Linked DNA regions of Homo sapiens: region 2 is linked to region 1. A link is an interaction called in ENCODE POLR2A ChIA-PET data of the cell type or tissue named here. Cell type or tissue: B cell. All regions are shown on one strand. Region 1 overlaps CCDC88C (coiled-coil domain containing 88C). Region 2 overlaps CCDC88C (coiled-coil domain containing 88C).

Region 1 (5,000 bases):
CATCCTCCCTCACAGCACAGACGTGAGCTCTTGCTTCTCACAGGCTTCTTGTAGAAAACACTCACCAGTAACCGCGAAAGATATTTAATAGCTGTGCAGCTGGCAAGATGGTGAAGGCGGTTTTCAGGGAGTCATCTCAGGCCTAGGGGAGACAGACACGTGGTACTGGGCAGAGAATGAATCTCACTTGACCCTGACCACTGACAACTGGCCTTCTTATCTATGAGAGCAAGTGGGTAACACCTGTCAGGGGCCCCAGCTTGACGGGAGAGCAAAGTGGAGAGAGGAAGAGAGAAAGGTGGGCCCCCTGCATGGATGCTGTATTTACTGAGCACCTACTACATGCCAGACACTGATCTAGGCATTCGAACGCACTGACAACAACAACAAAAAACCCCAGGATTCCTGCTGTCATGAGAGCGTGCACCCTAACGGGGGAAAAGTATGCAATGCCACAGAGGGGAAAAAATAAGTGAACAGTATAGGCTATTCACAGGTGCCAAAAGATATGGAGAAGGGAAAGCAGAGCAGAACAAAGAAGACAGGGCGTGTGGCAGGAGAGACAGGTGGGGCCACACTGAACAGGGGCTCACAGGAGGTGTTTACACAGCTCGCTGGCAGAGGGACCGGCAGGTGCACAGGCCCTAGTGCCCGGAGCGGGCTGCAAAATGACAGTCGGCTGACCTGAGGAGTGGGCTGCTCGGGCTGCCATGCTGGGAGCAGACTGCAGGGGGCAGAGGTGAGGACACTGCCCTGGGGAGCAGCCAGGCGGAAGCAGGGGAGCTGGTGGTGGTGAGGAGGGCTGCAGAGGAGAGCTCGGCTTCTGGGGGTGCACTGAGGGTAGACCCGGGACACCAGGCGACAGCGCAGACACGGGTAAGAGGGAAGGATAAGGATGGCTGAGGGGAAACAAGGCGAAGGACGCTCTACGGCACTCAGGCCCCAGAAGCCTGCACACCGCCTCACTATGGGGGCAGGCTCTTATAAGAGCCGTCATATAAAAGTGAGGGCGGGGTTCAAGCAGGGTCCAGCCAGAGCCCAGGCCGTGCTCGGAGAAGCAGAGACTACAGCAGTGAGGCACCAGACAGACCCTCCCCTCCCCGGGGGCGTGGGTGCAGCTGAGAGTGAGCTGCAAAACCACAGCACCATCAGAGCAGAAATCCAGAGACGGTCCCAGGGCAGACACAGCGTAAGGGAGTGAGGAGTTTGGGCCGGGACGGGCAGATGCTGAGGAGAGATTTCAAAAGCAATTTTCAGTATACGAAGTACTGTTTCATAGTTACTGCACTGTCCTTGACTTCCACCCAGGATAGGAAGAGAGTGAACACCCTTCTGTCTGATGGGTGTGGGGGGTTAAGTGAGACATACAGAAAAACTGTAAGTTGTGGCACCTCCCTTTTTTAGGTCAGAGAAAGGGGACAAATGCGTAGACTCTCAGGGTCTTTTAGTATCATTGTGTTGGGGAACAGTGGGTGGACCAGATGCTCTGTTGGGATCTGGAATCTGGGAGCTTGTGATGCTATGTGCCCAAAACAGAAAAGTTACCCCAAACTATAAAACGTTATAAATAACAGTACAGTGTTAGCATCCATCAAAAAGAGTACAAAGCAAGCCCCTCACACACGACGGGGATAGATTTAGTCAAAAAGCACACACATGCCCCACCCCGGGCAACCATACAAATTAAAAAAACACCAACTTTGTTCTTTGTTTAAAAAGAAACGAAAAGAGCTTCACACATCTATTTTTACAATTTAAAACTGAAAATGCTATTTCATAAATACATCCCTCTGCCCCTAGCACTGGTGTCTGCATCTTCCTGCTGGTGGATGTCCGCTGCCAGCCTCCTCTGCTCTCAGAGCACCATGGGACCCCTGTCAAACCTACTCATCCGTGCACCCAGCTCCCCGTCCCCCAGCCCTGACACGTTGCCCTCTGTGTGCAGCCTGCCGAGGCCACCGTCTAGCATGTCAGTCAGCGAGGCCCGGGGCCCTCTGAGCCCTCGGTGATGGGTAGAGTTATTCCCGTCCTTCACTTTCCCAGCCCTCACTGTCCAGTTTCTCCAACTCCACCTTCAGAGCTGGGACCAGCTGATCCATGTGGGCTGATTATATACCACGGGGGCCCCAGGGACATTCAATTCACCTGTCAACAGTCTAAAACCAGCTTCCTCTTAACATTCTAAAAACTGAATTGTGGTTAGGGTTTTACAGCTTTGTATATTTATGAAAAAAAATCACTGAATTATACACTTACAATGGGTGTGTTTTATAGCATGCAAATGATACCTCAATAAAGCTGTTAAAAAAAAAAATCAGCATCCACATCTTTACAGATGTTTCTGTTTGGCAGCAGACCTGAGATGCGGACCTATGTTCTCTGCCCATGGACAATCTCTGTGGTGTTGGGAGGTGCCTGATGGTAGTGGGGCAGAGAGGGCAGGCTTCCAGATGGTAGTGGAAGGGGAGACACCTGCAGGGATGAGAAGAGGGGGAGCACCAGCAGGAAGGTGGGCAAGCTATGCAGGTAACATTGGAGCTAAAGGGAGGGGTGAGAAAAGGCGGGGAGAAGGATGCGTTTAATATTAGGTTCAACCATATGCCATTTTTATAGGTCAAAAAAGACTGGATATTGGCAATTGCCTACAGTTAAACCTAACCCATAGATGTCCATGTGTGACAGATGAAGAGGCTCAGGTTTGGGGGCGGACAGAGCAGGTTTCCAATCAGCCCCTCTGCTTACAGGCCAACTGGTCAAGGACATGGCACCCAAGCCCTCGGAGCCTCAGTTCTCTCCCTATAAACGGAAATGGGCGCAGCCACACCACAGAAGCACGTTTTCATTCCTTTAAATACAAATTTTAATTAACTAATTAAAGATGGAGTCTTGCCTGTCGTCCAGGCTGGAGTGCAGTGGCACAATCACAGCTTACTGCAGCCTCGACCTCCTGGGCTTAAGCAATCCTTCTGCCTCAGCCTCCTAAAGTAGCTAGGACTATGAGTGCGTGTCACCATGCCCGGCTAACTTTTTTATTTTTTGTAGAACTAGTGTCTCGCCAGCACGCTCGGTCTTTCATTGCATTTGTAACGCACGTTCAGTGCCAAGCACAGGGTGGGCGTGCTAAGGAGTGGCTGTCCCCTCCTTTTGCTCCTCCACTGTCTCCAGGGCAGACGGAGTGGCTGTCCCCTCCTTTTGCTCCTCCACTGTCTCCAGGGCAGACAGAACAACAGGACTAAGCTACCGCCAACCTCTACAGGCATCACTCTCATCTCCTCCCGTAACCAGCCCCAAATAAACTAGGAAGGTGGCAGAGTTCTGCTCAGCAAAACAGGCTCCACTTCCCTGAAGTTACCAGAAATCATGAGAGTCCCCCGGTCCCTGGAGCCCAGGGCTGTGGCCAGCATGGACTGCATCTGGCGTCCCCGCCCTTCTCTGGGGGAGCCATGAAATAAAGCCGGAACACACATGGCCCCATGGCAGAGCTGGCAGGGGAGCAGAACCAAAGGCCCCCTGCTACTAACACGGGAAGTGGGGGAGGGCGCTTGCTGCCGGGGGCCACCAGGAGGACCAGGGGTGGCCTCTGCAGGGTCTCCATGTAAGGCGGTGAGTGCCCACAGGCCAGAGCACTGAAGACTATCAGGGGTCCAGGGATGCTCTTCCTTCTGGCTCATGCAAAGGCGGACACCTCAGCCAGCTGGAGCCCAGAAAGAGCGCCCCCACGGAACAAGGAAGCCGCTGCTGATGTTCTCAGGGCGGTGGCACTAAAAGAAGACTGCTCTCCTACCAGCTTTGTCCTCGGCTGGTTACTCAGTGAACTCTTCTAAAGTCTCAAGGCCACTAGCTACTGTCATACGGACAGGAGAGGGGATGGCCAGGCTGCAGTGAGACCAGGCTGAGGAGACGCCAACAGAGGAAGCCCGAGTCCCTTTTGGAAATGTCTCTAATGTTTAGGATTCACGGTTTATTACCATCCTACAGGTGTGGCTTTTCCTGTGTTCCTTGACCCCTCACCTACTCCAGGAGGCCCCAGACCTAAGGTTTCAAAATGATGACAAGGTCTCCATCAGAACAAGGGAAGTCCTAGCCAGCGAGTAACTCTGTCCCTGGGGCCTGCGACTTCTGTCCACCAGCTATGGGTGCAGGTAAACACACACAGGTGAAAGGGACGCAAGGCATTACTCCATTTAATGCACCAAGGAAGTTATCTGACAGGCAGAGATTAAGTTCTGACTTTCTGTAAGATGCCAGGAGGACATTTAATTTGGTCTTTCTTTTTTTCATTTTATAATTAGAGATGAGATCTCACTATGTTGCCCAGGCTGGTCTTAAACTCTTGGGCTCAAGCGATCCTCCTGCCTCGGCCTCCCAAAGTTTTGGGGTTATAGGAGTGAGCCACTGCGCTCGGCCTCATTGAGTCTTTCAAACTCACACTGAGCGTCAGAGACTGCGGGGACCTAGAACGCGTGCCTGCCAGGAGAGCTGAGTCCAACAGGGAGACATAAGACAGATCAATGAGCTCCGTCACCGAGCATGAACCTCGCAGGACCCCAGTGACAGATGTCAGTTCTCTAAAGAGATTCTTACTCTCTTGTCTAAGGTACCACACTCCCTGATGGTGTCAGCTGATTCCACACTTACTGAGGAGGTGAGTCCACCAGATGGTATGACTCAGGCACCTAAACCCAAACTCATCTTCCCAGGAGGAACAAGGCGGTGGCCTCACTGGCCTCTGCACACACATCTGAGCGGTTGGGAGGCTTCATTCTTTTTTTTTTTTTTTTTTTTTTGAGACACAGTCTTGCTCTGTGCCCAGGCTGGAGTGCAGTGGCACAATCTCAGCTCACTGCAAGCTCCGGGCCATTCTCCTGCCTCAGCCTCCCGAGTAGCTGGGACTACCATGCCCAACTAATTCTTTGTATTTTTAGTAGAGATGGGGTTTCACCTTGTTAGCCAGGATGGTCTCGATCTCCTGACTTCATGATCCGGCCGCCTGGGCCTCC
Region 2 (5,000 bases), 53 kb before region 1:
AGAAGAGAAAACCATCATCCTTGTGTGCCATGTACCTACACTCCTAAACCTGTAGCCCTGCTGCAGACACAGCAAGGGAGCCTCCAGTCATCTGTCCAACCAGCAAAAAGCACTGAGTAACTACCACATGCTGTACTGAGCAAGGACCTGCAGGGAAAACAACAGTCCAGACTCCACCTGCCAAAACCTTTGCTCTCTGAATGCACATTAAGAATACAATAAGGGGTCAGCACGGTGGCTCACGCCTATAATCCCAGCATTTTGGGAGGCCGAGACAGGTGGATCACTTGAGGTAGGGAGTTCAAAACCAGCCTGGTCAACATGGTGAAACCCCATCTCTACTAAAAAATACAAAAATTAGCCGGGTGTGGTGGTGCATGCCTGTAGTCCCAGCTACTTGGGAGGCTGAAGTAGGAGGATTGCTTGAAGCCGGGAGGTGGAGGCTGCTGTGAGCCAAGATCGCTCCACTGCACTCCAGCCTGGGCGACAGAGTGAGACTCCATCTCAAAATAAAGAAAGAAGGAAAGAATACAATACAGCATTATTTAATACGACATAACATAACACTAAGAATAAGGCACGCAAGTGCCTGGTGAGTGCTGGGCATCATGCTAGTATCAGACTTACACGAATGCTTCATTAGTTTGTCAGCTGGGTGCAACTCCTACCATGTCTAGACACAGCACCACGTACACAATAAATGTCACACAAATAACAAGATGGGTGGGGGAAGACGAGGGAGAGATCAAAGTGAAAAGAGGCAGAAGATGCTACTTTAGGCCGGAAGGAGTAGTCTTATAGTTTCAGATGCCTCAACAGCCCCTGAAGGATGGAGATCTGGATGGATAAAAGGGGTGAAGAACTCCAGATAGAGACAAAAAGGAAGCACTTGGCAAGTGAATAAATGAATGTCATCACCACCCATGAACCCACAAGCATCATCAGCGCCCGCACAAGGCTTTTGTGATTCAATGACATTTGTGGCTCCTGACCGTGGAGATGTCCTCCCCACTCCCACCTTGAAGAACCAACGATCACTTAGCCATGTTGTTGAGGCGGCTCCAAAGGATATACCATCAGCAGGGCCATTTCCCAGGCAAAGGAAGTAGATCTTGCTCCCTCTGTTGTACTCCAAGTACCTGAGAGCCTCTCTTTAGCCATGTCTCTCTCATGCATCAGATTCAGGTGCACATCACACCTGCCCCTCAGACTCTGGAGAGCAGCATCCTACCTCTCCTAGCCCTCCCTGGATCCTGCCATGCCCTGCGCAGGTGCCTGGTACCATCACTGATCAGCAGGAGACAGAATCCCAGCCCAGATTGGCTGACTTAATGAATACAAAACCCAAGACCATGAACTGTCAAGAGTGCAAAGTTAAGATGTGTGCATTTCAATGTAAGTTTTACCTGTAAAAAATGGGGTGAGGGTGTGGAGAGTGGGAGGTGCACATGAAATGAGAACAGCAGGACATAAATGACTGTCGAGAGTGCATGATGCATACACAAGAGTTTCACTATATGATTCTGCTTCCTTTCTATATGTTCGGAAGTTTCCATAATTAAAGGTTAAAAATGAAAAAAAGCAAGCGAGACCTTGATATGAAAGAGAAGAGCTGGGAGGCCAGAGAAGGCATACCCCTACAAACGGAGCCGTGGAGAATTCCCTCCTTATTTCTGTTTTGGGGAGAAAAGAGACAGAAGAGAACCCTTAGGGATCAGGGCCCCAAAGGCCCACTGGAAATAGTAGAGGCATCCCCTTCTCCACACAGGAGCCCCTCTTACTACTGTCTTCAGTTGCACAAATTCCAAATTGCTAAAGGTAACGTTTATTTCCTTCCTTTTGGGAAAGCTCAGGTGCCCCAACAATGGGAAGCAGCTGGCCAAGAGATTTCCTGCAGGGGAGGTCCAGGGAAGTCCCAGTCCTCCGCGCAGCCTGACAGACTCCCCAGGCCTGGCCTCAGGCCCCGCTGCAGGCCTACCCAGGGGCCCCACCTCCACCCTCCTTCACCTCCCCTCCCCACACACCCTGCCTCTCCCCCGGGCCCTGCCCACTTCCCCAAAGCCCTGCCTCTCCTGAGACCCTCTCCTGAGACCCCACCTCTGCTCCAGGCTCCACCTCTCCTCCAGGCTCCACCCTTCTCACGAGGCCCCCGCCTCTCGTCCAGGCTCCACCCATCTCCCCCAGTCCCTGCCTTTCCCACAGGTCCTACCCACCTCCCCCAGACCCCGCCTCTCTCCAGGCTCCACCTCTCTCCCCAGGCTCTGCCTCTCCTCCAGGCTCCACCCCTCTCCCCAGGCCCCACCCCTCCTCCAGGCTCTATCACTCTCCCCCAGGTCCCACCCATCTCCTCCAGGCTCCACCCATCTTCCCCAGGCCCTGCCTCTCCCCTAGGTCCCACCCATCTACCCCAGGCCCCACCTTTCCCCCTGGGCCCAGCCTCTCCTCTGGACTCTACCCCTCCCCAGATCCCCTTCCTTCCCCAGGCCCTACCTCTCCCCGAGCTCCTTGTGCTCCAGCTCCAGATTCCGATGCAGTGTCTTTAGGCAGCTGTGCTGGCGGATGAGGGCCTCGTACTCGGCCGATTGCCGCTCGTGCAGCGTGCCCAGGTGCTCGTGGTCCTGCAGCAGGGCCTCGTAGGCCGCTGTAAGTTGCTCCTGCTGCCTCTGCAGGCTTTCGTTCTCCGTCTCCTTGGCCGTGTGGTGGTTCTGCAGCAGCGTGTACTGCGCGGTGAGCGCTGCGCTCTGGGAACTCAGCGTGGAGTTCTCCACCTGCCGAGAGGGAGAAGCGCGGCGTGGCGCAGGCCCCACAGTCAGCGAGGAGGGCTGGGGAGCAGGTCAAGTGCTCGAGCAGACACGAAAATAGCCGGGACCCTCAGGGCAGAAGACCCAGAGGGTACCCAGGATGGCTGTTCCAGAACTTAAGCAACTGCTGTGGGAAGGGGACTAAACCGCATAGACGGGCACTCAGAGGGTACTTCAGTCCTGAGCCACTCGCCACAAATGTGAGCTGCTGGGGCAGATGATGTCCTTTCCCTGGATAACTCCCTTGTGTGCTGTGCCCTCTCTGACTATTTTTTAAAAACCTCTTTTCAGCTGACTGTGGTGGCTCAGGCTTGTAATCCCAGGACTTCAGGAAGCAGAAGCAGGAGGGTCACTTGAACCAAAGAATTCAAGACCAGCCTGAGCAACATAGTGAGACCCCATCTCTACAAAAAAAAAGTATTTTTAACTTAGCTGGGCATGGTGTTGTATGCCTATAGTCCCAGCTACTTGGGAGGCTGAGGCAGGAGGACTGCTTGAGCCCAGGAGTTGGAGGTTATAGTGAGCTATGATTGCAGCACTGCACTCCAGCCTGGGCGACAGAGTGAAACCCTGTCTCTTACAATGAAAACAGAACCTATTTTCTAGAACAAGTATACAGAATATCTGTAAATAAGGATATAGAATACCTGAACAATACTATCAACCTACTTAACATAATTGATATTTGTATACCTCTCCATCCAACAACATCCAAAATCATCAGAAAACTGAAGAGGAGGGAATACTTCCCAAATCATTTTATGAAGCCAGAATTACCCTGATATTAAAACCAGATTAAGACTGTAAGAAAAATTCAAAATAGTAAGTCAATATACTATTTTCTTGTTACCAGAACAAATTCCGATTTCTTTGCCAAACAGTTTCCTGTTGATTGTCCTTGCCCCATAAGATACATATTTTCAAACTTTTCTCAGAAATTGCAATAAAAAGCCAGGTGTGGTGGCTCACGCCTGTAATCCCAGCACTTTGGGAGGTGAGGTGGGTGGATCATTTGAGGTCAGGAGTTCGAGACCAGCCTGGCTAACTTCGTGAAATCCCATCTCTACTAAAAATACAAAAATTAGCCAAGGCACAAGAATCACTTGAACCTGGGAGGTGGAGCTTGCAGTGAGCCGAGATCGCACCACTGCACTCCAGCCTGGGTGACAGAGTGAGACTCCATCTCAAAACAAACAAACAAAAACTGCAATAAATAATTTATTTCCCCACAGTCTATAGGCGATAAATGAAAACAAGCATCTGAAGTGGCACACAACCTAGTTCTGCTTGATGCTCTCAACAGTCTGGGAGCCACTTAATATCCTACACTTCCCTCTTAGAGATTAAAAATTCACATTAGCTTAAAAAGAAAGAGTTCTGCCAGGTTCTACAGTAAAGAAACCTGGTTAACTTTGTTAAACCAAGCTTAATCCTGAAACCTCTTTTCCAAGTCAGTCCTAGTAACACTTCAAGGAAAAGACTGGAAAACATGGACAAGAATGCAAGTAAAAGGAGAGAAATGAAATGAAAATGGCCCATGCAGCCATTTTCTCAATCACTGAAAATGGCTTAAAAACTATCACCCCCTTCACTGATCACTGTTTACAGCGGGTCTCTATTAACAAAATCCCAAACTGCTTTGTGCTTTGATCTGCTGCTTTTGAGGAGTCCTAATGCCCCCAGTTGGTCCCCAGGAGCCACAGATAAACATCCCGCCAGGCTTGTGACCACTGGTGTTGGGAGCCCCGCTCACCTGCAGCTTGGCGGTCTGGGTCTGCAGTGTGGTGTTGTGCTCCTGCAGGAAGGCGCTCTGTTTCTGCAGTGTCAAGATCTGGCTGCTGAAGGTCACGTTCTGGGTCTCCAGGTGCTGCAGCTGTTCCTTTAGCAGCTGCTTCTCAGCCTGCAGAGCTGCATTCTAGAAGATCGGGAGGCATGAGCGAATCAAACTCCAACTGGGTAAATGCTAACTGGCCACAGGTACTTGGGTTGTAACGAACCCTCAAAAGTTGATGTTTTGGGGGCCAAATCGAGGGTCCGCTGGATGAGGTCAGTATATTTTCTCTCTTTGAAAAAGATAATCAGCAGGATTTTTTTTAAAGGCTACACATCATGGGGACACTGCCTGACACCTGCATATGTGAGTGGGAGGTGAATGCATGCTGGAGTTAAAGCTGCTTCCTTTGTCTCTTTAATGCTTTC

What was found. ChIA-PET counts read pairs that join two places held together with the same protein. Peaks named below come from ENCODE experiments on the same cell type or tissue, not always from the same donor. Only the 100,000 strongest peaks of a DNase experiment are listed, where the experiment ranks them.
Region 2: POLR2A ChIA-PET joins it to region 1 with 11 read pairs; 13 of 35 experiments call an interaction of 5 or more read pairs at or near these places.

What each region holds. Positions count from the first base shown.
Region 1 is chr14:91,354,396-91,359,395 of GRCh38, forward strand. The region is part of intron 4 of CCDC88C (coiled-coil domain containing 88C); the gene reads right to left. Among named protein-coding and RNA genes, the nearest start is that of CCDC88C, 61 kb to the right of the region's middle. RefSeq lists an enhancer at 503-1,013. In B cell, a CTCF peak has its summit at 718 (motif pointing right); DNase peaks (open chromatin) are centred at 816, 986 and 2,066; H3K4me3 peaks cover 1,408 bases; H3K27ac peaks cover 1,600 bases.
Region 2 is chr14:91,301,211-91,306,210 of GRCh38, forward strand. CCDC88C (coiled-coil domain containing 88C) reads right to left here. Exons shown (of 30, transcript NM_001080414.4): 19 at 4,555-4,716; 20 at 2,491-2,768. Among named protein-coding and RNA genes, the nearest start is that of GPR68, 59 kb to the left of the region's middle. RefSeq lists silencers at 1,993-2,052, 2,213-2,372 and enhancers at 4,077-4,912, 4,913-5,000. In B cell, no CTCF peak of the experiment used is centred here; a DNase peak (open chromatin) is centred at 2,281; H3K27ac peaks cover 1,082 bases.